Regions from separate parts of the Homo sapiens genome. Here region 1 is linked to region 2. A link is a loop called in an ENCODE intact Hi-C map of the cell type or tissue named here. Cell type or tissue: HepG2. All regions are shown on one strand. Each heading gives the region's core, and the rest is flanking DNA. Links, peaks and the distances in the headings are about the cores only.

What was found. Hi-C counts contacts between places; a loop is a spot of excess contacts. Peaks named below come from ENCODE experiments on the same cell type or tissue, not always from the same donor. Only the 100,000 strongest peaks of a DNase experiment are listed, where the experiment ranks them.
Region 1: a loop joins it to region 2, with 2.1 times the contacts of the local background. A loop is called at or near these places in 8 of 110 quality-filtered maps.

The regions. Positions count from the first base shown.
Region 1 is chr11:62,047,003-62,062,446 of GRCh38, reverse strand. LINC02733 (long intergenic non-protein coding RNA 2733) reads left to right here. Exons shown (of 3, transcript NR_183616.1): 2 at 6,519-6,695; 3 at 10,179-12,591. Among named protein-coding and RNA genes, the nearest start is that of LINC02733, 28 kb to the left of the region's middle. In HepG2, for the core only: a CTCF peak has its summit at 7,733; a DNase peak (open chromatin) is centred at 7,756.
Region 2 is chr11:61,992,982-62,010,061 of GRCh38, reverse strand. No RefSeq gene overlaps it. Among named protein-coding and RNA genes, the nearest start is that of FTH1, 34 kb to the right of the region's middle. RefSeq lists an enhancer at 8,573-9,325. In HepG2, for the core only: no CTCF peak of the experiment used is centred there; DNase peaks (open chromatin) are centred at 8,101, 9,351 and 10,801.

The DNA of each region.
Region 1 (15,444 bases), core at 4,603-12,602, 52 kb before region 2:
TAGAACCTGGGCCCTGAGCCCCAGCCTGGGGTAAAGTATGTCTGGCTATGCGCCTAATTGCATCACGCATCTTGAGATGCAACTGGTGTCTAAAGCGAGGGGGGCAGTCCTGAGGCACTGAGCTCTAAACCTGGGAGATCTGATGCTATTTCTGGGTAGGTGGTGTCAGAATTAAACTGGAGGACGCTCAGCTGGTGTCCATGGCAAAATTGATTGATTGCTTGGCATGTGGGGAAAAAAACCCACACATTTGGTCACAGAAGTCTTCTGTCTTTATTGTGTAGTGTGAGAGCAGAGGAAAATCAGTTGGTTTTTTTTTCCACTCACAAAGTGGCTCTGGACAAATCAGACTGTGCTCTGGCCTTGGGGACATCCAATGAAGAGGGAATCAGTATGTGAGGAGTTAGGAAAACCAGCCACATTAGAGAACAGTGGACGCTTGTCTTTTCGGAATGCCACAGCTGTTTTTCTTTCTTTTTTGACTGTGGGTTTTTCCATTTTATCTTTCCTGCACAGGCTTCTCTGGGGATCTTTGTGCTCCTTTGCAACAAGGTTCTTGCCTTGTTGGAGAGCAGGGACTCTATAAATGTTCCGCGGGACTTAGGATCCCTCCCCAGAGAAGGCAGTGGGAGGCCTCCTTGCTCCTACCTCTGCCTGTTTTCAGGATGAGCGTAGACACAGACTGACTTTTCTGCAGCAGAACGGCGGAGGCCAAGTGGCTAAGTGGACGCCACCATAGGGGGAGGCCAGTGGGAGGCCTCTCTAGTTTCCATTTCTCGCCTCTTTTTTTAAAATGCATTTTCCCTCTTCTCTTTCCAAATGCAGAAAGGAGTAAATGTGAAGCAAGCAGTGCAGATAAAGAGAGAAAAATAGCAAAGAGAGATAGGAAGGTGGCGCTCGTGGGATAAAAATGTAAAGCTTACCTGCTCATCAGGTAAAAAGTGCATACATGAAATTTTGGAGAGAAGTTTTATCCAACTCATGCAAGGAAGATCTGTTCAGCAAGCAAATTGGGGCTGCTAAGGCCTTCTAGAGAGTTAATAAGACCAGGTGCAGTGGCTCACACCTGTAATCCCAGCACTTTGGGAGGTCAAGGCAGGCGGATCACCTGAGGTCAGGAGTTCAAGACCAGCCTGGCAAACATACGAAAACCCCCCTCTCTACTGAAAATACAAAAATTAGCCAGGCGTGGTGTCTTATGCCTGTAATCCCAGCACTTTGGGAGGCCAAGGCAGGAGGATCGCTTGAGCCCAGGAGTTCAAGGTTACAGTGAGCTATGATTGCCCCACTGCTCTCCAGCCTGAGCAACAGAGAGACCCTGTCTCAAAAAAAAAAAAAAAAAAAAAGGAGCCGAGTGTGGTGGTGCATGCCTGTAATCCCAGGTACTTGGGAGACTGAGGCACAAGAATCACTTGAACCCGGGAGGCGAAGGTTGCAGTGAGCCAAGATTGCACCACTGCACTCCAGCCTTGGAGACACAGTGAGACTCCATCTCAAATAAAGAGAGATGGCTGGGCGCGGTGGCTCACACCTGTAATCTCAGCACTTTGGGAGGCTGAGGTGGGCGGATCACCTGAGGTTGGGAGTTTACGACCAGGCTGACCAACATGGAGAAACCCCGTCTCTACTAAAAATACAAAATTAGCCAGGCGTGGTGGCGCACACCTGTAATCCCAGCTACTTGGGAGGCTGAGGCAGGAGGAATTGCTTGAACACGGGAGGCGGAGGTTGTGGTGAGTGGAGATCGTGTCATTGCACTCCAGCCTGGGCAACAATAGTGAAACTCTGTCTCAAAAAAAAAAAAAAGTTAAGACTGAGGTTGGACCCCTTCTTTAGGGATAGATTTCCTTAAACTCCAGCTATGGGGATGGTAAGTAGCCACTGAAGATGAAGGACTTGAAAAAGAAAGGTTTCCACCTGTCCCAGAAGGTATAATCTCAGAAGTAAAAAGGAAATATGTACACTTGGAGACACACACACACACACACACACACATACACTCAGTCACTTTGCTTTAGAATAACTCTGTCCAGGCCTTGACTTAGGTTAGGTTCTAAACGGGTCAGAATTGTGACAAAGGCAGGATGGGAGAGCAGAAAGAGAGGTGGCCTTTGTGTGGCAGCACTGGGACTAGACCCAAGGGATATTTTTCTCTTCTTTTCAAGATGGCGTTTCGCTCTTGTTGCACAGGCTAGAGTGCAATGGCACAATCTCGGCTTACTGCAACCTCTGCCTCCCAGGTTCAAGCAATTCTCCTGCCTCAGCCTCCTGAGTAGCTGGGATTGCAGGCACCCACCACCATACCTGGTTAATTTTTGTATTTTTAGTAGAGACTGGGTTTCACCACGTTGGCCAGGCTGGTCTCGATCTCCTGACCTCAAGCGATCCACCCACCTTGGCCTCCCAAAGTGCTGGGATTACAGGCGTGAGCCACAACGCCCGGCCCTTTCTTTTCTTTTTTTAAAAGACACAGTCTTGTTCTGTCACCCAGGCTGGATTGCAGTGGTGCCATCATGGCTCACTGCAGCCTCAACCTCCTGGGCTCAAGCAATCCTCCTGACTCGGTATCCCGAGTAGCTGGGACTACAGGCACGCACCACCACACTCGGCTAATTTTTAAATTTTTTTTGTAGAGACGGGGTCTTGCCATGTTGCCCAGGCTGGTCTCAAATTCATGAGCTCAAGCAATCCTCCCACCTTGGCCTCTCGAAGTGCTGGGATTACAGGCAAGGACCACTATGCCCAGCTCTGCCCCCAGGGTACATTTTAAAGAACTGTTTTATTGTCAAATAAAAGCCACAGTACAGGTCGGGCACGGTGGCTCACGCCTGTAATTCTAGCACTTTGGGAGGCTGAGGGGGGCGGATCACTTGAGGTCAGGAGTTCAAGACCAGTTTGGCCAACATGGTGAAACCCCATCTCTACTAAAAATACGAAAAAAAAAAAAATTAGGAGTAGTGGTGCACACCTGTAGTCCCAGTTACTTGGGAGGCTGAGGCACGAAAATCGCTTGAATCCAGGAGGCGGAGGTTGCAGTAGGCTGAGATAGCGCCACTGCACTCCAGCCTGGGTGACAGAGACTCTGTCTCAAAGACAGGAAAACAAACCACAAGTACTACACACATACACAAATAATATACACTTAAAAAAAAAAGAAACCACACAGGTAAAACCCACACTGAACAAATATATGGCCTTAATACATTATTATAAGGTGAATACTTTTGTAACCACTACCCAGGTCTAAAAATAGAACTTTCCAATTTCCAACCAAAAACCTTCCCCACCAACACCAGTCCTGTCCTGACATTTTTTTTTTTTTTTTTTGGAAACGGAGTCTCGCTCTTTCACAAGGCTCGAGTGCAGTGGTGCGATCTTGGCTCACTGCAACCTCTGACACCCTGGTTCAGGTGATTATCCTGCCTCAGCCTCCCGAGTAGCTGGGATTACAGGCACGTGCCACCACGCACAGCTAATTTGTGTATTTTTAGTAGACACGGGGTTTCACCATGTTGGCCAGGATGGTCTCGAACTCCTGACCTCGTGATCTGCCTGCCTCAGCCTCCCAAAGTGCTGGGATTACAGGCCTGAGCCACCGCGCCTGGCTCCCTGTCCTGACTTTTATGAGAATCACAAACTTGAGTTTTTGATAGTCTGGCCACACAGGTGTACATCACTAAACTCTGTAGTCTTGCTCATTGTTTAACTGGAGATGACTGTTTGGCCTCTTTAATTTCTGGAGGATCTGTTCCTTCCCTACAGTTTCTCTAGGGCAGAGCCCAATAACAGATTCTCCAGAAACTGTTGACCTGCAGTTTCCCACAATCTGGATTTGGCCGGTCGCACCCTCGCGGTTCGGTTCAACACAGGCTTCACTTTCTGATTTCCCACCAATTGGCAGCTGGGTCAGAGCCTGGATGAGACCCAGGTCCAAGTGGGGGAGGCAAACAGTGATAGCAGCCACTCTGAGTGGGCTCAAGGACCAAGCTCAGCAGGGCGGGGGGATGAGAGAAAGACAGGGCAGAGGTGGGAGAGCAGATGCCTCGAGGCCGGATCAGACCCAGCAGCGGCTGCATCTCAGAGTTGGGATAGTGAAATGCACCTCTCTGTGCCGGCCCCATGTGTCCTGACAGAGGCTCAGGGACTGAAGCAGGCCCAGTGCAGGTGGAGCAATGGCAGCGAGACTCTGGAGCACGTGTCGCCCACACCGTGCTAAGACAAATGCTTTACATGCATTATCTCATATAATCCTTATTAAATTCCTCTTATCCCCACTTTACAGAGGAGGAAACTGAAGTATATGGAGTTTCAGCAACTTGACCATGGCCTCACTGAGATAAAGAATAAAACAGGGCCGGGTGCAGTGGCTCACACCTGTAATCCCAGTACTTTGGAAGGCCGAGGCGGGTGGATCACTTGAGGTCAGGAGTTGGGGACCAGCCTGGACAACATGGTGACCCCCGTCTCTACTAAAAATACAAAAATTAGCTGGACATGGTGGTGCGTAACTGTAGTCACAGCTACTTGGGAGGCTGAGACACGAGAATCACTTGAATCTGGGAGGCAGAGGTTGCAGTGAGCCGAGGTCACACCACTGCACTCCAGCCTGGGTGACAGAGTAAGAGTCCGTCTCAAAAACAACAGTGAAAACAATGTACTGCAAAGACAGATGGGGAATTTAAGCAAAGCCAGGACTGGTAGCCAGTGGCCACTGCCAGGTGTCCACGCTTGAGCCTTCTCTGCAGCCAGCTGGGAAGTACCACTCCAGAGGGCCAGGCTCCTGGAGGATGACTACATGCCTTCTGGGCAGTGGATTTGGGATGATACAATCCCTGACTTCATGAAACTTACAAGCAGGGGGCACTCCATGGGGTCTCAGATCTACATATGAGGTCCCAGATCAAAATGTAGCCTCAGGGCTACAGTTCAGTGACCTCTCACTACTGCTACATTTATTTTTCCCCTCCACTAAATTTATATGGGCTTGTTTCCTTAAGAAAGAGGAGAGTTTTTTTTTGAGGTATTTTAATAAAATGATCAAATACATGGGTTCAGATGGCCCCTCCATGATTACTGGTTGTATGGTATAAAATACCTCCGTCAACCTCTATGAGCCTTGGTTTCTTCATCTCTAAAATTAGAAATGATAGGCCCTACTCTCAGGGGAACGGTGAGGATTAAATAAAGCACTAAGGACAGCACCCTGCAAGCAGTCAATGTCAGCAAAACTTCAGTAAGCAGGTCAATAGCTTCTTTCCTTAGGGAGTATTCATGAGAAGGTCATTTTCCCTTGACCTTCTTAGTCTGTTCAGACTACCATAACAAAACACCATAGACTGGGTGGCTTGTAAACAATACAAATTTATTTCTGGCAGGGCATGGTGGCTCACACCTATAATCCCAGCAGTTTGAGAGGCCGAGATTGGAGGATGGCTTGAGCCCAGGACCTTGAGCCTCAAGACCAGCCTGGGCAACACAGGGAGACCCTGACTCTACAAAAATTTTTTTTTAAAAAAATTAACCAGACATGGTGGCACACAATTGTAGTCCCACCTACTTGGGAGGCTGAGGTGAAAGGACTGCTTGAACCTGAAAGGTTGAGGCTGCTGTGAGCTATGATCGCACCACTGCACTCAAGCCTGGGTGACAGAATAAGACCCCATCTCATATATATATATATATATATTTTTTTTTTTTTCTTTCTTTTTTTCACAGTTTTGGAGGCTGGGAAGTCCAAGATCAAGGTGCCTGCAGATTTGGTATCTGGGGAGGGCCTGCTTTCTGGTTCACAGACGGCATCTTCTAGAGTGAGGGGTCTCTTTAGGGCCTCGAAGGACACTTATCCCATGCATGAGAGCACATTAAGTCTGCTCTCATGACTTAATCACTTCCCAATGGCCCTGCCTCCTGATACCATCACCTTGGGGGTTAGGTGGGGAGACACAAACATTTAGACCATAGCACCTTCCCTTTCCTTCATATTAAGATACAAAGTCCATTTGCTAGACATTAACACCAGAGGAACTGCACCTTATACATGGATTAGCAAGGACTGAGAGATGATTACAGGACCCCTGCAACCATCCTGACCTGTTGGGAGCCAAAAAGACCAAAGGGATCATGACCAACTCAGCATTCCACTGGAGGCTATATGATCAAACAGCAAACTGTTTATCATGAATGCAGGATGTGAGCGAACTCACGACTGTGCCTGCCTCCAGGAGGCTTGCTGAGGGTCATCACTCCCTGGCGCTGGGCTCCTTGAAGTTATCTGCTGGGAAATCTAGCACCTATTGTTCCAAGGATGCAGTCTTGCAAGCCTGCTGTGAATCAAACTGCCGGCGGACAACCACTCCCCCTCCTTCTTGTTATCTCTTTTACCAATAAATATGGAGGGCTGTGTAAAGCTGGGGCCCCTTGTCCACTAGAGGCAAAGTGCCCCTGACCCATTCTTCCAAATATACTCTTTTGTCTTTATCTTTTACTCCTGCATTTGCCCCCTTTGTTTGATCCACCAGGGATCATGGCTGTCTACAAGTGGCACCCCAAACAGCAACACAATCAGGCGCACAACAAGTGGCGTCTGAACACAGGACTTCAAGGATGTGAGCGAAGAAGGTCTGCTGGAGCAGAGGAACTGAAATTGACAAGGCAAACACGGACCCCGGAACGAGTCTGCCAGCAGCAGATATAAGGTCAGTGCCCTAAAGAGGTACTGATCAGTGTCCTAAAGAGGTATTGGAAGCAGTGCTTTAAAGAAGTCCTGGACGGGAAGTTTTTGCAATCAGGGTAACATGGGGCAGAATTTGCCTATTGAAGAATAACATTATCTGCAGTTTCTCAAAGTTCTGTTGAGACAGTTTGGGGCTCAGGTTAGTTCTCAGACACTAACTAAGCTGCTGCAGGAGGTTATTTTGCATAACCTATGGTTTTCACAGGCAGGCACTCTTGATGTGGAAAACTGGGACAGAACAGCAGAAGGATTAAAATGGGCTCATCAAAAAGGTCTTAAAGTTGATTCTTCTGTTTTCTCCACTTGGAGTTTAGTTCGTACTATGCTTCTGCCATTATCTCCTTATTATTCTGCAGGACAGCAGGCTGAATCTAAAAATCTGAAAGAATCTGTTGTCCCACCCACAGCTCCAATTGAAAATAAGAAACAGGAGAGGGAGGATAAAAATTGGCCTATACCACCTCCTCCAGTTGCAGAAATGTCTGTACTGCCTCCTTCAGTGGCAGAAATAGAGACCCCAATACAAAGAATTTTATGCTCTGCTGCCATGGCTGGAGAGCCCTTAGGACCTTATGCTTTTCCTATTTCCATAAGGCCTGATCCAAATAATCCACAGCAGGTTATTCATGAACACACTCCACTAGAGTTTAAGTTGTTGAAGGAATTAAAAGCGAGTGTAGTAAATAATGGCATATGGAGCCCATTCACTTTAGGATTGCTAGAATCTGTGTTCAGTGCTATGTGTCTTTTACCCTTTGATGTGAAACACTTGGTGTGAACTTGCTTGTCCACTAGTGCATATCTGACATGGAATTTAAATTGGCAAGAAATGTGTGCAGAGCAGGCTAGACAGAATCGTGTTGCTGGACATGGAGATATTTATAAAGGATATGCTGTTATGTAATGGCCCTTATTCAGACCTGGAACGACAAATGACACTCCCAGAGGCTGCTTATCAGCAGTGTGCACAGGTTGCTAAATGCACCTGGGCCACAATTCCTGAAGAGGGAGTCCCAGCACAATCCTTCTTACATATCATGCAAGGGTCACAGGAGCCCTATGCGCAATTTCTTGCAAGATTACAAGAGGCAGTGAAGTGTCATATTCCTCACACTGCGGCTGCAGAAATGCTAACCTTAACTCTAGCTTTTGAGAATGCAAACGCGGATTGTAAACGTGCACTGGCACCAGTGAGGTGTACAAAAAACTTGGGAAATTTTCTCTGAGCTTGTCAGGATGTAGGAACTGAGCTTCATCCATCTGCAATGTTAGTGCAAGCAATGGCTAATTCAGCAGTTGACAAATCTAAAAGGAGCCAAGGGTCAAACTCTAAAATGGGAAAATGTTATAATTATGGAAAAACTGGACATTTTAAAAAGGAATGCCACCAGATCTCAGGACAGAAAGGACCTTACAATGCAGTGCCCCACTCAGCGGAAAAAAATGCCAGGACTTTGTCCTCGCTGTAACAAAGAAAATCACTGGGCTAATCAGTGCCACTCAAAATTTCATCAAAATAGCACCCCCGTCGGGAAACGAGACAGGGGCCTGGACCCAGGCCCCTCAAACAATGAGGGCATTCCCAGTCCAGACCTCAACCCCATTTCAGGGATGGGTTCCCAGAGGCACATTGATTCCCTCACCCCAGGAACACCAGGAAGTGCAGGATTAGACCTACCTGCCAGAGAAAGAATAACAGTAGTTGGTGGAGACAAACCTATCAAAGTTCCCACTGGTATTTGGCGACCTTTACCAACAGGATACACAGGATTAATTTTAGGCAAAAGCCATCTTAACTTACAGGGCATCACTGTAGTCCCGGGAGTGATTGACTCTGATTATGAAGGATAAATTCAAGTAGTTTTAATGTCGCAAGATCTTTGGGTTTTTGAACTGGGAGAATATATTGCTCAGCTATTGCTTATTCCCTGCAAATTACACCCTTCTCCACAAAAGGAGATGCAAGGAAACAAAGGGTTCGGGAGCACAACTGCATGGGAAATCTATCTATCCCAACCCATAGCCTCTAGTAGACCCACCTGTGTAATACAAGTTAAAGGAAAGAAATTTTATGGGCTTATGGATATAGGAGCTGATGTGTCAGTAGTATCTAAAGACAATTGGCCCCCATCCTGGCCCTTGCAATTAACTTCTATGTCCCTATTGGGAGTAGGAACAGCTCAAAGTGTTCAACAAATGCTGAGATTTTACCTTGTCTTGGTCCAGATGGACAGTCATGTACTTTTCAGCCTTATGTTGCAAATATAGCTGTCAATTTATGGGGTTGAGACTTACTTACAGCATGGGATATGAGGCTTATAAATGAAAACTTTGATAACCAGAATTTAAAATGTTGAAGGTCATGAGATATCAGAGTAGAAAAGGTTTAGGGAAATTTCTACAAGGAAACCCTAACCTGATATCAGTAACTGGAAAAACAGATAGAAAAGCATTAGGACGTCAGGATTTCTGATGGGGGTCATTGATATTTCTCCTCCGCCCCCTGCCTTATCATTAGAATGGCTTAGTGACAAACCTGTGTGGGTGGATCAATGGCCCCTAACACAGGAGAAGCTAGGTCAACTTCACCTGTTGGTAAAAGAGCAATTGAATGCAGGACATATAGAAACGTCAGTTAGCCCCTGGAATTCACCGGAATTTGTTATTCCAAAAAAGTCTGGAAACAATAATGACCTCTGGGGTTTCAGCTCAATGCTCAGAACTAATTGCAGTCATTCAGGTTTTACAGCTCACAGCTTCAGATCCTATCAACGTTGTCTGTGATTCAGCTTATGTTGTAAATGTAGCCAGTCACGTATAACAATTATATATTTTTATATATATATATATATATATATATATACACACACACACACACACACACACACACAATCACATATAGCAGCCTTTGGTAAGCTTAGCTATGTTCATGCAATTATAAACACTTATTCTCATATGCTGCATGCTACATGCCAAACAGGTGAGACAGCTGGTCATGTACAGTGACATTGTCTGTCATCATTTGCTCATATGGGGATACCTAAACAATTAAAAACTGACAATGGACCTGCTAATACTAGTCACACTTTTAAAAATTTCTTACAGCTTTGGGCTATAACCTATAAAACAGGAATTCCTTATGACCCTAAAGGACAAGGCATTATAGAGCAGGCACATCAAACATTACAATGCATATTGAAAAGACAAAAAAGGGATATAGGAGGCCAACTACCACCTCAATCAAAACTACATTTAGCCTTATTTACCTTAAATTTTTTGACTCCTGGTATGAATGGTAAGACTCCAGAAGAAAGACATTGGCAATTGTTAGATGAAAAGAGGAAAGTTTATCTGAAAGTGTTATAGAAATCCCCGGAAGAAGGACAATGGAAAGGTCTGGTGTATTTACTAATATGGGGACGAGGGTATGCTTGTGTTTTTACAGGAGATGGATAAGCCGTGTGGGTGCCCTCAAGGTGTGTGCGACCATGGAACGGGAGACTTGAGGAGCCCAGGGTGGCCAACCATGGGCCCGGTCCCTCCGGTACGAGCCGTGAGCCAGCTGAGCCTGAGTGCAAAGACAGAGAGAAGTCCGACCAGAGCCCAATGACATCAACCCCCATAAGCTGGGGACAACTCAAGAAAACCATGCAGGAAGCTGAGAAACTACTGTAGCATCAGGGACAGGCCAGAACCCCTGATTCCATGTTCTTGGCCATGTTAGCCATAATGTCCAATGTGATATGTTTTCCCTGTGCAGAGGCAAAAACATATTGGGCATATGTTCCCAATCCCCCAGTAGTATGACCTATTCTTTGGAGTGACACTCCTCCTGAGCTTTATCATGATCAGGGAGAGTGGGCTCCAGGACTCCTGACTCCCCCTGACATAGAACAGTTAGACTCTCAGAATAATGTCATTAATTATACTGCTCCACTGGAAGGACTTCCTTTGTGTATCACCACAAAGACATCGCTCAGCCATAGCTGTCTTAAATTCAAGCTCAAACATGGTTGAGTCACTATGAAAAAGTCATGCACCTGTTAAGTCTTGGTTCTATTAACGTAACTGGTGTGCTAACCAACCATTCCTGGCCCAATCACCCTAATTGTGCTGATTATACGGAATGGGTTCCATTCAGTATTTCCTACCCCCATCTATGGACCCAGTGTCTTGGTCCACTGGCTAGAAAACAATCTATGTTAACTGGAGACATTGTGGATTGGGGACCTAAAGATCAATTAGATGGAAAAGATGAAAATCAGAAATCATGGCACAAACTTCGCTGGCATTGGTGGCAAGCTTTTAATGCTTCTTCTTTATACAATACTGGGATCCAATCCCAGTCTGCTACCCAGATTGCTTGGCACGGAGCAAGCTTTAGCCCGCCTCTTCCTCAGTGGCATTATCTAGGGAGGAAAGGACCAATTAAAGAGATGATGTGGAAGGCAGCACTCCCATTTACGAATCGCAGCATCTGGATTAGGATACTATCCAATAATAGCAATAGTAAGCAATGCAGTCTAATGTTACATTTGTAAAGATATCACCACTCAATTTACAGTTTGTGTGTTTAATCCTTATGTCTTTTTGGCAGCTAAGAAGGACCAGTTCCAGGTAAACAATACCGAATTAACCTGTAAATCTTGCCAGTTATATAACTGCATTCATCATAGCACATGGCAAACACATAATCTCTCTACTTTGATGATTTTAGGTTGCATCCCTGGGTGATGGATTCCTGTTAATCTGTCTGAGCCTTGGGCTGCCACACCTGCCTGGCATTTTGTGAAACTTCTTCTAACTCAGCTTACTCATTGTGTCTGTAGAGCCTTAGGCATGATAATTTTTGCTATCGTTTCCTTGGTCACACTAATAACTTTTGTCGTGATGTCTTCTGTAGCTTTGCATAATTCTATTCAAACAGCTCAGTACGTGGAGAACTGGACGCACACAGCCAAACAAGTGTGGCTACTTCAGAATAAAATTAACACTGAGTTATAAGCTTAAGTGGCAATGTTAAAATCCATGGTTCTATGGTTAGGAGAACAAGTACAAAACTTGCAGTTGCAACAGCAATTGCGTTATCATTTTAATAACACTCATATTTGTGTAAACAACTTAGAATATAACCAAAGTGAGTATCCGTGGGACCTTGCGAAAGCCCATTTGCAGGGAGCGTTCACATCCAACATCACCTTTGATATTGGTGAATTACAAAACAAAATTCTTGATTTAAATAGGCAAACTCAAGAATTTCAGCCTTCTTTAGAAGACTGGACTGAATTCCAGCAAGGCCTGGAGAGCCTCAACCCTTGGACCTATCTAAGGCACCACATTACCATCTTATATGCAGTTCTTGGAATAATGTGGTTTTGTCTCTGTCTTCTGTTCATAGTCTGTAAAATTGGATGGACCGCCAATTGGAAAATGAGAGCTGCCCAGCCTGGCCTTACATTCTTTCAATTAATACATAAACAGAAAAGGGGAGATGTTGGGTGCTGAAAAGGCCAAAGGGATTGTGACCAACTCAGCATTCCACTGGAGGCTATGTGATCAAACAGCAAACTGTTTATCATGAATGCAGGATGTGAGCAAACTCACGACTGCGCCTGCCGCCAGGAGGCTTGCTGAGGGTCATCATTCCGTGGCACCGGGCTCCTTAAAGTTATCTACTGGTAAATCTAGCACCTATTGTTCAAAGGATGCAGTCTTGCAAGCTTGCTGTGAATCAAACTGCCGGCTGACAACCATCCCCCCTTCTTGTTATCTCTTTTACCAATAAATACGGAGGGCTGTGTAAAGCTTGGGGCCCTTGTCCACTAGAGGCAAGATGCCCCCTGACCCATTCTTCCAAATATACTCTTATGTCCTTGTCTTTTATTCCCATGTTAGCCCCCTTTGTTCAGTCCAACAGGGATCGTGGCAGGCTACACTGTCCTGTGAGGCTGTGAACAGGATGGGAGAGGGGAAGAAGATATGAGCTTGGAGGTGGAGGTCAAAGGACTGAGCACTCTGGTATCACTGGCTTTGAAAGTCTGAGAATTGCCAGGCATGGTGACTCATGCCTGTAATCCCAGCACTTTGGGAGGCCGAGGCAGGTGGATCACCCGAGGTCAGGAGTTTGAGACCAGCGTGACCAACATGGTGAAACCCTGTCTCCACTAAAAAATACAAAATTAGCCAGGCATGGTGGTGCATGCCTGTAAACTCAGCTACTTGGGAGGCTGAGGCAGGAGAATTGCTTGAACCTGGGAGGAAGTGAGCCAAGATCACGACATTGCACTCCAGCCTGGGCGACAAGAGCAAGAAAAGAAAAAGTCTGAGAATCTTTGGCACCTCTTTAATTTCTCTCTCTCTTTCTCCCTTCCATACCTCCTTCCTTCCTTGCTTCATTCATTTATTTATTTCTGTTTTAGAACCAGGGAAGCCCTTGGATACCATTTGAGAAAACACTAGGAAAGACCACTGGGCCAGATCTAGGTGTTGTCCCGGTTCCAACACTAACTGGGAAGTGATCTGGTGGGGCTGGAAGACATGCGGAAGAAAAGTCAGGGCCATGCATGGGCCATGGAGTCCAGCAGAGCAGGGATCAACCCCTGGTTCCAGGACTTGTAACTCTCTGGATCTGTTTCCCTATCTCTATAAAGGGGGTGCTATTCATCTCATAGGGTCCTTGTAAGGCTTCCATGAGGAAAGCTCTTTATGCTGCTCCTGATACACAGTAAGTATTTTGTACTCTTACTATTATTATTAAGAATTACTTTGGCCTGGTGCAGTGGCTCACACCTGTAATCCCAGCATGTTGGGAGGCCGAGGTGGGCGGGTCAGGAGGTCAGCAGTTCAAGACCAGCCTGGCCAAGATGGTGAAGTCCCACCTTTACTAAAAAAAAATACAAAAATTAGCTGGGCATGATGGTGGGTGCCTGTAACCCCAGCTACTCGGGAGCCTGATGCAGGAGAATCGTTTGAACCCGGGAGGCAGAGGTTGCAGTGAGCCAAGATCGTGCCATTGCACTCTAGCCCGGGCAACAGGGTGAGACTCCATTACCCCCGACCCCCACAAAAAAAAAAAAAAGAATTGCTTTGGCCAGATCAGGTCACCTCTGTGAACTTCTTTGTCATCCAAAGAATCTGGTTCTTGATGCATAATTTAAAATACATACCTTTAAACATTTATCCTAATAAGCTAAAATACATGCCTTTAAACATTTATCCTAATTTCCTGTGTCTGCTTTCCTTCTTCCTCCAAGACTTCTCCTCTTTTCTATTTGCTTTGCTTTTTGAACATGTTTCAGACAAATAAGTCAGTGGAGATGAGGTCGTTAATTTACTGGAGCCAGACATGTCTCAGCCTTCCCCTAGGAAGAGGGAGGGAAGGGAAGGTGCTTAGTTCATACCAAGAAAGCATTGGATGAAGTCCTCTTAAAACATGCCCTGCTTCCCCTGGGGCTGTTTTGAGATTCATATATGATGACAAAATTCTTCAAATCCCTTTGACAGTGAAAGCCTGGGCCCAGGGCTAGTGGTGTTTTTGTGTTTTGTGTATTTCAAAACAGAAGTGGAAGAAATAGCTCATTCTAACACCCTGTTGGAGGTGTTGCTGGGACTAGAACCTGGGCCCTGAGCCCCAGCCTGGGGTAAAGTATGTCTGGCTACATGCCTAACTGCATCACATGTCTTAAAACTCCTTCACTTAAAGGCAGTTTAAACTATTGTCTGGAAACAGGAGACCCTGCCACCATCCACGTCAGCATGGAGGGAAACACATCTGCTAATCCAAGGGTGGCTGGTCGGGCTCGTTGGAGGCTGGGGGCCAAAGTGGGCAAGGGAGATGGTGAAAGTCTGGATTCTGCAAGTAACAGAGCAGAGGGGACCAGCTTGAGATATTGTATTCCTTTATCTTTTGTTACATGTAATTTTCTGTTTTGGAAACATTCAGACTCATACACAAGGAGAGAGAATTGTATAATGAACCTCCATGCCCCAAGCACCCATTGTCTTCAGTTATTAACATTTAGTATTTGGGAAGTTGTAAGAGGTGAGATTGAGAAAGTTCGGTGATGGATGAGATAGTGGGGAGCAGGGAAGGAGGACAGGGAAGGGAGCATGAAAGAGAAAGAATAATCTGAGGTGGCCCTGCTCTGTGGCTTGGATCCGGTAAAAAGGAAGCAGCCCAGCCGGTCTGGAGAATGGCGATGAGCTGGGTGAGCAGAGGCTCTCTGGAGTGTGGGAGCTGTGCTGTTGGCACCCTCCACCCTTCCATTCTTTACACTGATATTTACTAATTGAATAAGCAAATAACTCTGGGTAGTGGGACCTCCAAGGGTTCTCAGAGCCTCCTGCGGCACTGGCCAGGCCTGAGGACTAAGCTAGGGGAGCTGGCTGCTCATCCAAAGTCCCCTTTTGGTTGGCTTTGCCCTTTGAGGATCTCTGAAAATAAAAAATAACCACCTAGCCCTTTTCCCAAAAAATGAGAAATTTAGCTTATGTACAGGAGGATACAAGTGAGTGTTCTGGAAAGAGACCTGGGCAAAGTAACATTGAGGGTGCCGGGTCAGCCTTGTGGGGTGCTCCCTGGCCTCTGCCCTGGGGACCCCTTTGCTGGGCACAGGAGTAAAGCACCACTTTCCAGTCACCCACATTATCTCCCCACTGTGCATTTCTAGGACTATGTTCGGGGTGCACAGTGTAGGAAATGGGAGGTGTTC
Region 2 (17,080 bases), core at 4,427-12,426:
GTTTCACCATGTTAGCCAGGATGGTCTTGATCTCCTGACCTAGTGATCCACCTGCCTAGGCCTCCCAAAGTGCTGGGATTACAGGCATGAGCCACCGCACCCGGCCCAAAACGTTTTTTTTTTTTTTTTGAGATGGAGTCTTGCTGTGTTGCCCAGGCTGGAGTGCAGTGGCATGATCTCGGCTCACTGCAACCTCTGACTCCTGAGTTCAAGTGATTCTCCTGCCTCAGCCTCCCAAGTAGCTGGGATGACAGGCACCTGCCACCATGCCTGGCTAATTTTTGTATTTTTAGTAGAAATGGGGTTTTGCTATGTTGGCCAGGCTGGTCTTGAACTCCTGGCCTCAGGTGATCCACCCACTTCAGCCTCCCCAAAGTGCTGGGATTACAGGCGTGAGCCACCGCGCCCGGCTAATGTTTTATTATTTATAGAGACGATGTCTAGCTGTGTTGCCCAGGCTGGTCTCAAATTCCTGGACTCACACAATCCTCTTGCCTTGGCCTCCCAAAGTGCTGAGATTACAAGTGTGAGCCACCACAGCCAACCAACTTTTTCTTTTATATTGAGGCAAAATTCACATCCCATAAAATTTACCATTTTGGCCGGGCGCAGTGGTTCACGCCTGTAATCCCAGCACTTTGGGAGGCCGAGGCGGGCAGATCACGAGGTCAGGAGATCAAGACCATCCTGGCTAACATGGTGAAACCCCGTCTCTAGTAAAAATACAAAAACATTAGCCAGGCGTGGTGGTGGGCGCCTGTGGTCCCAGCTACTCGGGAGGCTGAGGCAGGAGAATGGTGTGAACCTGGGGGGTGGAGCTTGCAGTGAGCCGAGATCACACCACTGCACTCCAGCCTGGGTGACAGAGCGAGACTCCGACTCAAAAAAAAAAAAAAAATTTTTTTACCATTTTAACCAAAGTGTAGAATTCATTTTAAAGTGTAAAATTTATACATTCAAAATGTTGTGCAACCATCACCACCATCTCATTCCAGAACATTTTTATCTCCCCAAAAGGAAACTCCATACCCATTAAGCAGTGACTGCCATTGTCCCTTCTCTCCAGTTCCCCAGCAACCACTACTCTGCTGTCTCTATGGATTTGCCTATTCTGGACATTTCTTTTTTTTTTTTCTTTTTTTTTTGAGACAGAGTCTCGCACTGTCACCCCAGCTGGAGTGCAGTGGTGTGATCTCGGCTCACCGCAAGCTCTGCCTCCCGGGTTCACGCCATTCTCCTGCCTCAGCCTCCCAAGTAGCTGGGACTACAGGTGCCCACCACCACACCCAGCTAATTTTTTGTATTTTTAGTAGAGACGGGGTTTCACCGTGTTAGCCAGGATGGTCTCGATCTTCTGACCTCCTGATCCACCCGCTTCGGCCTCCCAAAGCACTCGGATTACAGGTGTGAGCCACTGCGCCCAGCCTGGACATTTCATATAAATGGAATCATATGATATGTGGGCTGTTGTGTCTGGCATCTTGCATAGTTTCCAAGATTCATCCATGTGGTAGCATCTATCAATACTTCATTATTTTATGGTTGAAGAAAACTCCATGAAATGAATAAATATAGCATATTTTGTTTACCCAATCACCAGTTGATGGGCATTTGGGTTGCTTCAAACCTTTGGGTATTACACATAATGCTACTATGAACATTCAAGTACCAGTTTCTGTTTTCACTTCTTTTGGGTATATACCTAAGAGTGAAATTGCTGGGTCATATGGTAATTCCACAGTTAAGTGTTCGAAGACTGCCAAAAAGTTTTCTACAATAGCTGTACCATTTTACCAGCAATGTATGAAGTTTCCAATTTCTCCACATCCTCACCAACACTTGTTATTTTCAGTGTTTTTAGTTATAGCCATCCTAGTGGGTAGGGAGTGGTATCTCATTGTGGTTTTTTTTTTTTTTTTTCAAGACGGGGTCTTGCTCTGTTGTCAGTCTGGAGTGGCACGATCTCGGCTCACTGCAACCTCTGCCTCCTGGATTCAAGTGATTCTCCTGCCTCAGCCTCCCGAGTAGCTGAGACTACAGGTGCGTGCCACAACGCCCAGCTAATTTTTGTATTTTTAGTAGAGACGGGGTTTCACCATGTTGGCCAGAATGGTCTGGATCTTTTGACCTTGTGACCTGCCCACCTCAGCCTCCCAATGTGCTGGGATTACAGGCATGAGCCGCCACATCCAGCCCTCATTGTGATTTTTATTTGCATTTCCCTAATGACTGATGATGTTGAGGACCATGTTTATTGACCATTTGCAGATCTTTTGCGGAGAAATGTACAATCAAGTCCTTTGCTCATTTGTTTGTTTGTTTTTTGAATTGTTGAGTTCTAACAGTTCTTTACGTATTCTGGATCCTAGACTCTTATCAGATATATGACTTGCAAATATTTTTCCCATTTTTGGGTTATTGCTTCACTTTCATGATAGTGGTCTTTGATGCACAAAAGTTTTAGATACCAATGAAGTCCACTTTTTCTTTTGTTACTTGCTTGTGCTTTTGGTGTCATATCTAAGAATCCATAGCCAAATCCAAGGTCATGAAGACTTAGCCCTATGTTTTCTTCTATGAGTTTGGTAGTTTTTAGCTCTTACATTTAGATATTTGATCCATTTTGAGTAAATTTTGTACATAGTATGAGGTAAGGGTCCAACTTCTTTCTTTTGAACATGGATATCCAGTTGTTCCAGCCTGTTCCAGCTCCATTTATTGAATGACTGTGGCCCCTCCAACTTTTTTTTTTTTTTTAGATGAAATCTCGCTCTGTCACCCAGGCTGGGGTGCAGTGGCGCATTCTCGGCTCACTGCAGACTCCACCTCTCGGGTTCAAATGATTCTCCTGCTCAGCCTCCCAAGTAGCTGGAATTACAGGCACCTGCCACCACACCGAATAATTTTTGTATTTTTAGTAGAGATGGGCTTTCACCATGTTGGCCAGGCTGGTCTCAAACTCCTGATCTCAGGTGATCCACCCTTCTCAGTCTCCCAAAGTGCTGGGATGACAGGCGTGAGTCACCGTGCCTGGCCTGTGGCACCCTTTTTGAAAGTTAATTGACCTTACGTGTATAGGTTTATTTCTAGACTCTAAGTTGTACCTCATTGATCTACACCATTAATTTCTAAGGCATTGGAGAAAGAGGCAAATGAACACAGGTCCAACTCTTTAGAGAAACAAATTTAATAAAGCAAAACACTCTTCTCCCTGGACTACATTGGCCTGGGCAGAATATTTGGGGTTCATGATAGATTTTCAGTCAAAATATCTTATCTAAATTTTTTTTTTTTTTGAGACTGGGTCTCATTCTGTTGCCCAAGCTGGAGGGCAGTGGCATGATTGCAGCTCACTGTAGACTCAGTCTCCCGGGATCAAGCGATCCCTTTACCTCAGCCTCCCAAGCAGCTGGGAGTATAGGCATAAGCACCACATTCAGCCTTATCTGAACTTTGAACATTGGTATGACCTTGGTTCCTTTTTCTTTGGAGACGAAGTCTCGCTCGTCGCCCAGGCTGGAGAGCAGTGGCACGATCTCGACTCACTGCAACCTCCATCTCCCGGGTTCAAGCAGTTCTCCTGCCTCAGCCTCCCAAGTAGCTGGGACTATGGGTGCGTGCCATCACAGCCGCCTAATTTTTTTTTTTTTTGAGACCCAGTCTTGCTTTGTTGCCCAGGTTGGAGTGCAGTGGTGAGATCTCTGCTCACTGCAAGCTCCGCCTCCCGGGTTCACACCATTCCTCTGCCTCAGCCTCCCAAGTAACTGGGACTATAGGCGCCCACCACCATGCCCAGCTAATTTTTTGTGTTTTTAATAGAGACGGGGCTTCACCATGTTAGCCAGGATGGTCTCGATCTCCTGACCTCGTGAACCACCCGCCTCGGCCTTCCGAAGGGCTGGCATTACAGGCGTGAGCCACTGTGCCCGGCCAATTTTTTGTATTTTTAGTAGAGACGGGGTTTCACCATATTGGCCAGGCTTGCCTTGAACTCCTGACCTCAGGTGATCCACCTGCCTCAGCCTCCCAAAGTGCTGGGATTACAGGCGTGAGCCACTGCATCAAGCCCCTTGGTTCCTATTTTATTCCCAGAAGAGAAACTCTTCTGGGGAGGTGGCCATCCACACGCTGAAAAATGGCTTCTCCTTTTTAATCTTAACCAACTGTCCAAGTCAGAGAAACACAAATTCACGCTGTAAAGTCTTGGCCTAGGAGTCACTTCCCCTGGGGAAGCTGGTAGCCCCCCATCTTGTCAGTGCCCTTCCTATCAACCCCTCAGTAAGCTCTCCTAAAAGAAAAAGGCTGTGAGTCCAATTATATGGTTTGTGGGAGAGAAAAACCCTTGGTCCCCTGGGTGGTAGCAAATGGAGGACACTTAAAGGCTGGCAGTTGGTGTCTGGGGAACAGTCTGGATCTCCTATACTCCACGACCTACAGATTGCAGGCAGCTGGTCAGGTGGAGTCAGGCAGTCAGTTCTCCCATCCCCCGTCCCAACCCCCGACATCATGGGACAGAAAAAGCTGGCACCCGTGGGTGGGAAGAATTTCAGAGAGAAAGAGGGAGATTGAGCAGAAGAGGGAGGCTGCTTGCAGCCCTGAATAACATCTTTCTTTGCATATTTTCTTCCTCCAGAACAGTTTGGAGGCACAGTCCAGCTGCTGCCTTGGCTTTTGATCAGAATGATTACCCACAGGCCCATCCTTTCTTAGCACTGTTAGAGAACAGAGAGATGGCACTGGCTTCCAAAGTGTCCCGCGGGTGTCTTTTCTGCCTTTTTCTATCCTTCCATCCATTCCTGTGGGTTCTCGGGCAGCTGCTCATTTGAAAGAGAGGAGAGAGACATTTTTTTGTTTGTTTGTTTTGAGACGGAGTCTCGCTCTGTTGCCAGGCTGGAGTGCAGTGGCACGATCTCGGCTCACTGTAACCTCCGCTTCCCAGGTTCAAGCGATTCTCCTGCCTCAACCTCCCGAGTGGCTGGGACTACAGGCACATGCTACCACCATGCCCAGCTAATTTTTGTATTTTTAGTAGAGATAGGGTTTCACCACGTTCGCCAGGCTGGTCTCGATCTCCTGGCCTTGTGATCTGCCTGCCTTGGCCTCCCAAAGTGCTGGGATTACAGGTGTGAGCCACTGCGCCCAGCTGAGAGACATTTTTTAAGAGCAAAATCCATGCATGGCCAGGCCTCGGAATCTTTCTAAGGCCTCCTAGACTCTCAGGGGACCCACCATGGCAGTGGCACTGACATGCAGCCCAGGGTTGTGGTCCAAGGAGGGCTTATGAGCTGACTCAGAGGAAGTAAGCTTGTTCTTGGCTGCAGGGCAAGACTAGCCATGGAGGTGGGCTCTGGCCAGCTGGTCTGATATTCTTGCTGGTCCTGACTTTCATTTCCTCTGGAAATCCCGCACACTTGACCACAGAGGCTTTTGCAATATGTGTGTATCCTAATTCCCCTGGGGTTTTTCTCTTTTTGTTTTCTGAGGAGTGGGTCCACTTCAGTAAAATTACACACAAAGTTGGAGCTTTCTGTTCCAGGAAGGCAAAGGTTACAATTCTAGCAAGCCTAACACCCAAAAACACAAAACGCTGAAACCAGGAGAATGAGTTAGAAAATATGTATCCATGGCCAGGCGCAGTGGCACACGCCTGTAATCCCAGCACTTTGGGAGGCCAAGGCGGGTGGATCACGAGGTCAGGAGTTCAAGACCAGCCTGGCCAAGATGGTGAAACCCCGTCTCTACTAAAAATACAAAAAAATTATCCAGGCGTGGTGGCGCATGCCTGTAATCCCAGCTACTCCAGAGGCTGAGGCAGAGAATTGCTTAAACCTGGAGGGGCAGAGGTTGCAGTGAGCCGAGATCGTGCCACTGCACTCCAGCCTGGGCGACAGAGCGAGACTCCGTCTAAAAAAAAAAAAAAAAGAAAATTTGTACCCTGGCAGGTCACGGTGGCTCACACCTGTAATCCCAGCACTTTGGGAGGCTGAGGAGGGTGGATCACCTGAGGTCAGGAGTTCGAGACCAGCCTGGCCAACATGGTGAAACCCCGTCTCTACTAAAAATACAAAAATTAGCTGGGCGTGGTGGCAGGCACCTGTAATCACAGCTACGCAGGAGGCTGAGGCAGGAGAATAGCTTGAACCCGGAAGGTGGAGGTTGCAGTGAGCCGAAATTGCTCCACTGCACTCCAGCCTGGGCGACAAGAGCAAGACTCCATCCAAAAAAAAAAAAAAGAAGGCGAGGCGCAGTGGCTCGCGCCTGTAATCCCAGCACTTTGGGAGGCCGAGGCAGGTGGATCACCTGAGGTCAGGAGTTCGAGACCACCCTGGCCAACATGGTGAAACCCCATCTCTACTAAAAATACAAAAAATTAGCTGGGTAGGGTGGCAGGCACATGTAATCCCAGCTACTTGGGAGGCTGAGGCAAGAGAATTGCTTGATCCCGGGAAGCAGAGGTTGCAGTGAGCCAAGATCGCGCCACTGCACTCCAGCCTGTATGACAAGAGCGAGACTATCTCAAACAAAACAAAACAAAACAAAAAAAACAGAAACCTAGCTCCTTCAGCCTGTTCCCACCTGTGTCACTTACTTTTAAAGTTCTGCAAGCCATGTGGGCCCACCCACTTTTTCCAGCCTGGGGTTCCCTGGGTTCTAGCCCCATGCAGACAGAGAACTTCCGACGGACTTGTTCACAGGGGCTGGGAGTCTTCCGGTTTAAGTAAAGGATGGTGGCAGAGGTGCATCTTCTGCCCCAGAAACATCTCGGCTGAAGGAGACTCCATCTGCCTGGCCCAGCGTAGGGAGAATATCAGCCCATTGTTGGTGAAGGTGTTTCCAGGGACAGGGACAGTGGGCTGCCTCTTTCTCCAGCGATCTCCCCTCAGGGGCATATGTGAAGAGGAAAGCTGAAGAAAGAAAAGGCCAACTCGTCCTCTTGGCTCAACTTGTCTCTCCAAGTCATCTTCTTCCTCACTCCATCCAAACCCAAGTACCATCCACCCATCCAATAGATAATGACTGAACATCCCCAGGTGCCAGACACCCTTCTAGGTACTGGGATACGGCAGTGATGATGACAGTAAGGCCCAATGACTCTCAGAAAGTTCACACTATAGTCAGTGGAGGCTGGAAAGGGTCAGTATATTCCACGGAAATAGTGTTAACTACAAGAAAGCAAAACCAGTAATGGCATAGAGAGGGACTGAGTCTTGGGGAGATGAACTCCTTTGCGGAGGGGTCAGGGAAGGCTGCTAGGAGCTGACTCTCCAGCTGAGCCCTCCATTCTGAGAAGAGGCCAGCCCAGGAGAGATTAAGGGAAGAGCATCCGGGCAGAGAGAACAGCGAATATGGAAGTCCTGAGGGGCATCGAAAATGCCGGAATCTGGAGGTCCAGGGAGCACTCTGGAAAATCTCTTGGATTGTTATCCCTCTCATCTGGTTACTCGCGGGGATGCTCATGGAAGCAGGAAATCTTTCCTGTCTGCATAAAGTGTATACACATTTACATGGAGCGTTGGCCAAGCATGGTGGCTCACGCCTGTAATCTCAACACTTTGGGAGGCTGAGGCGGGTGGATCCCTTGAGGTCAGGAGTTCAAGACCAGCCTGGCCAATATGGTGAAACCCTGTCTCTACCAAAACTACAGAAATTAGCCGGGAGTGGTGGTGCATGCCTATTTTCCCAGCTACTTGGGAGGTTGAAGCAGGAGAATCGCTTGAACCCAGGAGGCAGAGGTTGCAGTGAGCTGAGATCGTGCCACTGCACTCCAGCCTGAGCAACAGAGCGAGACCCTGTCTCAAAAAATAAATGAACACATGGAGCGTCATTTTGACTAAGCAGAGCCGTCGATGGCAAGCTACACTGTCAGCAGGGACCCTTAGCTTTCACGAGGAGAGAACACAGCCTTCTGTTTTCTCTTCAGTGCCTCATGGAGTCAGACATTCCCATCACTCGCTGTACAGACTGCCTGACTCCCATGCGCCAAGGATGAGGGTGATGAAATTTCTTCTCTGGGTGAAAATGCTTCTGCTGACTTCTCTTCGTACACACAAATCTACTGAATACTTACAAACACAGTCTTTTTTGGCAAGATAGGCTCCAAACTCCTCTTCCAGCAGAGGGAACAAAGGTTTTGCTCTCTTCTTCCAGCAGATGTGGAGCCAGAGAAGGTACAGATTAACCTTGCAGTGGGCTCCCTGCCAAGGCTCCGTGCAGCCCCAAAGCCAGGCCCTTGAACTGCGGACTAAGAGGCCTGCTCCCACACTGCTAGGCCACCCACTGAGCTCAGGACAGCTTCTTTTACTTAATTGACCAGAAAGACGCTGAGGGGTCTCAGGGGTAGGCAAGACGAGCTTAGGAACTTCGAGCCCTCACCCCTCTATTCACCCCTCTCATTGTTTCCTCCAGCTGACCCTCCTGAGTTAACCCCCCACACCAGGACTGGGAGATCCAATCGACAGGTGTGGTTTTCTCTAGGAAAATAATCATGATAATGACATGCAGGGGGAGGAAAAATCACTCAACCCCCTCCCAGATCCCAGGGTGAGGGTGTTCCTGATTTCGTCACTTCCTGGGGCTTCTTGACGGTTTCTCCTTAGGGTCTTTCTAAAGGCCCTGGGGCAGCACTTTGCCACCAGCCACCGTAAGCAACACAAAGCGCGCCCAAGTCTACCTCGGGCGGGGCCTGTCTTTTCTCTGCACCGGGCGCCACTTCGGCAGGCAGGAGAGCAAGGCTGGGGAGGGGACCAGGACGGAGAGGAGGTAGGAAGCATGCCACGTGGCACAAAGGCCCAAGAAGCAGACACTGGATCCGAAGACGATGAGCAGAGTGGGAGCAGGCTGCGTCATAGCGGGGGCACTCAGAGGCTGTGGATGTTACTCCCCAGGACAGGTAGCAATGGGTTAAGGAACAGGCAGAAAGAAGGGTCCCATTCTGCTATGGACCAGCAGAGGAAGGGGCCACATCATGGTGAGTCCCCCAACCCCACCTGGACTGAGCCTCTGGTTCTCCTGGCCCAGGTGGGCGGTCCGGGAGAGCTGGTGAACATCGCCAGCCTGGTCCTGCATGTAGAGGAGTCCTGGGCTGGGGGCAGCCTGGACTTGGTCAAACCACCCAGGTAATTCTTCCTTCTGTACACAGCCGAGGGTCAGGACATGCTCCCCTAAAAACCCCGGCTTCCCATGAAAGTCTCAACAGAGGCAGAGTGGGGGCAGCTCCAGCTGCTGAGAATTCCCAGACATCATGATTTCTAAAGCCACTTTTACTCTTTAACCATGTTTGACTCTGTGACACTTGGGCTTCAAGGCCACCTCAGAGAGATAAGGAGGTATAAGGTCAGAGCTGCTAAGCAATAAACTGTGGTTTAGCAGTGGGGGCAGGGGTTGCAAAATCTAGGCAAACGATCAATGATGTTATTGTCGGGACACTCAACAGGTTACAGGGTCTTCATATCCGTCCATCCTCACAGGGACGCCAGGAGGTGAGCAGAGCAGGAATGACCTCAAGCAGATGCACATCCAGAGAGGAGGTGGGCTTCACTGCCTATGGCCCTACCCTACTCTGGGCCTTTAGGGTCTGCCTTTATTTTATTCTATTTTTTAATTTTTATTATTTATTATTTTATTTATTTATTTATTTATTTGAGACAGAGTCTTGCCCCATCACCCAGGCTGGAGTGCAGTAGTGCGATCTCGGCTCACTGCAACCTCTGCCTCCCGGGTTCAAGTCATTCTCCTGCCTCAGCCTCCCAAGTAGCGGGGACCACAGGTGCCTGCCACCACGCCTGGCTAATTTTTTTTTTTTTTTTGAGACGGACTCTTGCTCTGTGGCTCAGACTGGAGTGCAATGGTGTGATCTCAGCTCACTGCAACGTCCGCATCCCGGGCTCAAGTGATTCTCCTGCCTCAGCTTCCTGAGTAGCTGGGATTACAGGTGCCTGCCACCATGCCCAGCTAATTTTTGTATTTTTAATAGAGATGGGGTTTCACCATGTGGGCCAGGCTGGTCCTTGTAATCCACCTGCCTCGGCCTCCCAAAGTGCTGGGATTACAGACGTGAGCCACTGCACCCAGCCTATTTTTTAATTTTTTTAGAGACAGGGTCTTACTCTGTCACCCAGGCTGGAGTGCAGTGGTATGATTATGGCAACTTCGAACTCCCCAGCTCCAGCAATCCTCCCACTTCAGCCTCCTGAGTAGCTGACACTACAGGTGCACACCACTGGGCCCAGCTAGTTTTTTTGTTTGTTTGTTTTAGTAGACAAGACCTCTCCCTATGTTGCCCACGCTGGTCTCAGAACTCCTGGGCTCCAGCGATCCTCCCGCCTTGGCTTCCCAAAATGTTGGGCTTACAGACATGAGCCACTGCATCCAGCTATTTATTTTATTTTTTAAATGACACATAATTGTACATATCAGTGGGGTACATAGTGATATTTCAATATATACAATTTCTAGTGATCAGATCAGGGTAATTAGCATATCCATCTTCTCCAACATTTATCCATTGTTAGAAACAAAATGCTTGTTCCTTGGTGCCGCAAGGAGAAATCAGCATTCAGACAAAAAGTTTTCACAGCAAGGCAATTTTACTTACTGCAGAAAAGGTGCTGCTTGTCAGCAATCTTGCCACGAGACCACACTGAACAAAGAAAGACAGGAATATTTATCCCCTATGCACTGGGTCCTTACTGCTGTGTCCTATCTCCATTGGTTGGAGCTGGACCTCACAGTCTAAGTTAAACCCAGCTGGCTAACAATTTAAGACTTTCCTAAATAGGTAAAGGTAATGGAGAACAAAAGGAAAAGAGGCTTGCGAAAGGACTTAGAGAAGTAACAACATTTCCAAATAAGGAAGGGGCAAAGGCTGTGAGCTGGGACATGCCTGAGCATGCCCAGAACAAATATCTTGGTTAAAGTACAAGGACATAGAATATACTTATTCCCTTATATCTAACAGCTACGTAGGATAGGGCTTAACAAAGAGTTATTAGCAAAAAGCAAGAAGGCTTTGGAGGAAGTTAGTCTTTAAAATAAACTATTATTTCTAACATTTATTATTTATTCTTTAACAAGAAGGGAAACTTTGAAGAGGAATTTTACTTTCCACATCCATTTTTCATTTCTTTTCTTTTCTTTTTTTTTTTTCTTTTTTTTTTCTGAGACAGGGTCTCACTCTGTCACCCAGGCTGGAGTGCAGTGGTGCCATCTCAGCTCACTGCAACCTCTGCCTCCTGGTTTCAAGTGATTCTCTTGACTCAGCCTCCTGGATAGCTGGGATTACAGGCATGAGCCACTGTGCCTGGCCCACTATGTCTTAAAAGTGCTGGAGGGAAGTGGGAGCCGCGACCCTTCCAAAGGACACCTTTCATACCTTTCATACCGTGCTGCAGGCAGACAATTTATTGAAAAGCAATCTGCCCCAAAACAACCCACCAAAAATCAATTTGACAAATTCACCCTAGAGCCCCTAGGCTGGAAATGACGTCTCTCTGTCTCCACTTCAAGCCTGTCTCCCAGAAAGTATTTTTTTGTTTCTTTATAACATGACAGCTCAGCATGTCATTAAAGATTTTTCCTCGTCATTCTATTCCCCTGGCCTTCTTCTCCTCCTAGAATTTGTATTTCTAGCCAGCAGAGTTGAGACATGGGACCAATGATTTACTTAAGCAGATGTAATCGCCGGGCATGGTGGCTCACACCTGTAATCCCAGGACTTTGGAAGGCCGAGGCAGGTGGATTGCTTGAGCTCCGGAAGTTTGAGACCAACCTGGGCAACATGGCAAAACCGTGTCTCTACAAAACAAACAAACAAACAAACAAAAAAAAAACCAAAAAAGACAAAAAATCAAAAATTAGCTTGGTACGGTGGTATGTGCCTGTAGTCCCAGCTACTTGGGGGGCTGAGACAGGAGGATCACTTGAGCCTGGGAAGCAGAGGTTGCAGTGAGCCAAGATCGTGCCACTGCACTCCAGCCTGGGTGACAAAGTGAGTCCCTGTCTCAAAAGAAAAGAACACATGTGTTGAACATTGCTCAGAAAACAAGGCCATGCCTCTTTTTATGATTTTTTTTTTTTTTTGAGACGGAGTCTCGCTCTGTCGCCCAGGCTGGAGTGCAGTGGCGCGATCTTGGCTCACAGCAAGCTCCACCTCCCAGGTTCACACCATTCTCCTGCCTCAGCCTCCCGAGTAGCTGGGACTACAGGTGCCCACCACCATACCCGGTTAATTTTTTTGTATTTTTAGTAGAGACGGGGTTTCACCATATTAGCCAGCATGGTCTTGATCTCCTGACCTCGTGATCCGCCCACCTCGGCCTCCCAAAGTGCTGGGATTACAGGTGTGAGCCACTGTGCCCAGCCTTTTTATGGTATTTTTATCTTGTAGACCCACGGAGCTTCTGCTCTCATCTCCCTAAACAAGGGGCAGGAACAGAGTGCTGACTCTCTCCCCCACAGCACAGAGCATTGTGCTTGCTATGGAGTGAATTAAATATTAAGTGAATATTTATATTAATATAAATATTATATCATCTTAATATATCATCTTAATATTAAGACGAGTGGATGGGTAGGTAGCTGCATAGATGATGGTTCTGTCTTGCTTATGAAGATTAGTCATCCCTCAAGGGCCATCATTAGCCAGGATTTGATTCCCTGCAGGCCCCAGCACTGGTTCTAAATGTAGAATGTTTGGTCCTATCCATCCTTTCCCCAGGGACAGAATAGGGGTCTCCTCCTGCCAGAGGCCCCTCCAATGCCCACTCTTCTTCTCTGAAGGTCATTCTCCAGAAATGCCTCTCTATCTGCAAAGTGTGGCTTAGTAGGGATTGGCAGATCTCCCTCTCAAGACCATTTGCCTCCAAAGCTTGATCTCTGAGCCTGGAACAAAGGGCTTTGTTGTCAGGTGAAAGCCTTCCGCAGCCCTAGAGCCAGCCCCACAGCGCCTCCCGCTACAGATGCTCTGCCTGACACCCTACTATCCTGGAGAAGCTGGGAGGACATTGGCAGGGAGGGATGAATAAAATGAAGCGATCCTTCTGAAGAACACAGCATAAAATCCAGAAATTGCTCCCATGGCCTATGGAAAGCTGATGTCTGATACAGACAGCATCCCAAGTCATGGGAAAGAATGGGTGACTTTGGTAGGGCACAATGGCTTATGCCTGTAATCCCAGCACTTTGGGAGGCTGAGGCGGGTGGATCACCTGAGGTCAGGAGTTCGAGACCAGCCTGGCCAACATGGTGAAACCCCACCTCTACTAAAAATACAAAAATTAGCTGGGCCTGGTGGCATGCACCTGTAATCCCAGCTACTCGGGAGGCTGAGGCAGGAGAATCCCTTGAATCTGAGAGGTGGAGGTTGCAGTGAGCCGAGATTGTGCCATTACACTCCAGCCTGGGCGACAGAGCAAGACTCCGTCTCAAAAAAAAACAGAAAGATGGGCTGGGCGCGGTGGCTCAAGCCTGTAATCCCAGCATTTTGGGAGGCCGAGGTGGGCAGATCACGAGGTCAGGAGTTTGAGACCAGCCTGGCCAATATGGTGAAACCCTGTCTCTACTAAAAACACAAAAAATAGCCGGGCATGGTGGCAGGCGCCTGTAATCCCAGCTACTCGGGAGGCTGAGGCAGGAGAATTGCTTGAACCCGGGAGGCAGAGGTTGTATTGAGCCAGAGATTGTGCCATTGCACTCCAACCTGAGTGACAGAGTGAGACTCTGACTCAAAACAATAAATAAATAAATAAATAAATAAATAAATAAATAAATAAAAAAAACAGAAAGAATGGGTGACTTCATAGCTGGTGTCAGGATAGCAGGAGAGCCTTGTGGACTCAGAACCAGCTGGAAGCACTCCTCATGCTGTGGACCACAGTGCATTCCAAAGGGGTTGGAGATTTATTTATTTATTTATTTATTTAGCGACGAAGTCTCACTCTGTCACCCAGGTTGGAGTGCTGTGGTGCAATCTGGGCTCACTGCAACCTCTGCATCCCAGGTTCAAGCAATTCTCCTACCTTAGCCTCCCGAGTAGCTGGGATTACAGGTGCCTGCCATCACACTCGGCTAATTTTTGTATTTTTAGTAGAGACAGGGTTTCACCATGTTGGCCAGGCTGGTCTTGAACTCCTGACCTCAAGTGATCTGCCCGCCTTGGCCTCCCAAAGTGCTGGGATTACAGGTGTGAGCCACTGTGCCCGGCGGGGTTGGAGATTTAAATGTAAAGATGAAACCATACAAGTCTAACAGAAAACATGGACCAATTCTCTTATAATTTGGGAGTGAGGAAAAATTTCCTAATTCTGACTCAACACCTAGAAACAATAAGGGGAAAAGATGAACAAGTCTCAAGGAATTAAAGTTCTGTATGGAAAAAAAATTAAATGAAAATTTTAAACATATGCGAAATTAAAAAGACAAATGATAGACTGGTTTAACAAAAAACAACAACCTTACAACCTACATCACGGACAAAGGGCCAATATTCTTAGTATATGAAGAGCTCCTAATATAGATTAAAAAGGCCAACAACCTGAAAGAAAAATGCCCTAAAAATACAAACAGTTTACAGAAAAAGAAAGGCAAATATTTCAAAACTATACGGAAAGACACTCAACCTTGCTTACAGTAAAAGAAACACAAATTGCCCCAAGTAACTATTTCTTGTTGATCAGATTGGCCAAAATCCAAAAGCTTAATACTCTATACTCTCTTTTCCAAACTGTGAGAAAACCAACATTCTCACATATTCCTGGTGGGAATGCAAAATGGTACGGTCACTGTAGAAGAGAATTTGGTAATAGCTAGCAAAATTATGAGCGCATTTGCCCTTTGATCCTGCAATCCCACATCTAGGAATCTATACTAACGATACACTGCAAACAATACAAAAAGACACAGAGATATGCTGTTTATTGCAGCTCTGTTTGTAAAAACCAAAGCATGGGAAAAAGCCAAAAATCCATCAATAAGGACTTTGAGAAATAAACAATAGCACATCTACACAATGGGGTACTTTGCAGCCACAAAAAGAACAAGGAAGATCTCTACAAACTAATATAGTGTGATCCTAAGGACATCTTAGGATCTGTTTCTCTAAGAAGGAAAGATATAAACAAAAATACGTAAATACAGGGCCGGACACGGTGGCTCACACCTGTAATCCCTGCACTTTGGGAGGCTGAGACAGGGAGATCATGAGGTCAGGAGATCGAGACCAGTCTAGCTAACACGGTGAAACCCATCTCTACTAAAAATATAAAAAATTAGCCAGGCGTGGTGGCACGCAGTCTGTAGTCCCAGCTCCTCGGGAGGCTGAGGCAGGAAAATCGCTTGAACCCGGGAGGCAGAGGTTGCAGTGAGCTGAGATCACGCCACCGCACTCCAGCCTGGCGACAGAGCGAGACTCTGTCTTAAAAAAATAAAAGTAAATACTTTCTTATAATTAAATACCAAACATTGATAGTTTAACAGAAAGAAAGAATACAGTGGGGGGAGAATAGACACAAGATCCACTTATTTATTTATTTATTTATTTATTTTTGAGACAGGGTCTTGCTCTGTCACCCATGCAGTAGCATCGTAATAGCTCACTGCAGCCTTAAAATCCTGGGCTTAAGCGGTCCTTCCACCTCAGCCTCCCATGTAGCTAGGACAACAGGCATGCACCACCACATTTAGCTTTTTTTAATACAAAATTTTTAATTGTTGTACAGATGGGGTCTTGCTACATTGCCCAGGCTGGTCTTGAACTCCTGAGCTCAAGTGATCCTCCCCACTTCAGCCTCCCAAAGTGCTGGGACTACAGGCATGAGCCACCATTCCCAGCCTAGATCCTTTTAAATATATCTTATTTTACACATTTGACTTTGACCATGCACATATTTTACATAATTATAAAACTAAATTAAACTTTTAAAAGCAATTCTAAAAATTGAAAGCAAAATGAAGTAAATGCTCCTAACTGTGTAATGGGTTGAATGGGTTGGTAGCAAAAACACAGAGAGGAGCTCTTCCAAAGGAGCTTTAAAGTACATTCATTTGACTGTATATTCCTCGTGGGATTTACTATACGAAGAAAACTACAAGATCAAAATATTAAGCTGTTTTCAATAATAATTGTTTAGTGGTAGTATAGGGATTATTACTTTAACACTGCTGTGTATGTCGTGGAGAAAAATATAAATAAATAATTCTGTAATTATACTTAATTCTGTAATTGTACTTGAGAACAGATATTTGGGGCATTAGAAGAAAGACAATTCGGATGTAAAATCTTTAAGATGAGGCCGGGTGCGGTGGCTCACTCCTGTAATCCCAGCACTTTGGGAGGCCGAGGCAGGCGGATCACGAGGTCAGGAGATTGAGATCATCCTGGCTAAAATGGTGAAACCCCGTCTCTACTAAAAATACAAAAAATTAGGTGGGCGTGGTGGCAGGCGCCTGTAGTCCCAGCTACTCGGGAGGCTGAGACAGAAGAACGGCGTGAATCCGGGAGGCGGAGCTTGCAGTGAGCCAAGATCACGCCACTGCACTCCAGCCTGGGCGACAGAGCGAGACTCCTTCCCCCCCCAAAAAAAAAAAAAAATCTTTAAGATGAAGCAAAAACCCTAGACTTCTGAATTCGAAATGAAAGTCTCAGAATGAACTCATTTTTCTTCTTAAAAAAATTTTTTTAAACGGTCCTGTGTCCTCTGAAAAGGTCTAGCATTATTGAACACAGAAACAATGAGTGCTTCTGGTACCCAGATGGTGACTTATAAATGCTATTAAGATTGGTGCAAAAGTAATTACTTTGGCAAACTGCAATTACTTTGACACTAACCTAATATTTCCACCAAAGGAACCAGGACTCCTTGGAGAAATGGCTGATTGCAAGCCTGGGGAGTAGAAGTAAATGTACAAAGTGAGCTTAAGCCTGGAACAGGTCATCATACCAGAAAGCAAAGAACTAATCAAAGATCTCTATTATAGAGGCCATGTCAAAAGGACTCACGGTCAAGGTGAATAGGCTGCTACTGGACCCAAATTGAGATAATTTGAAAATCAATACAGACAATAATTATAGTTAATTGAATTATAG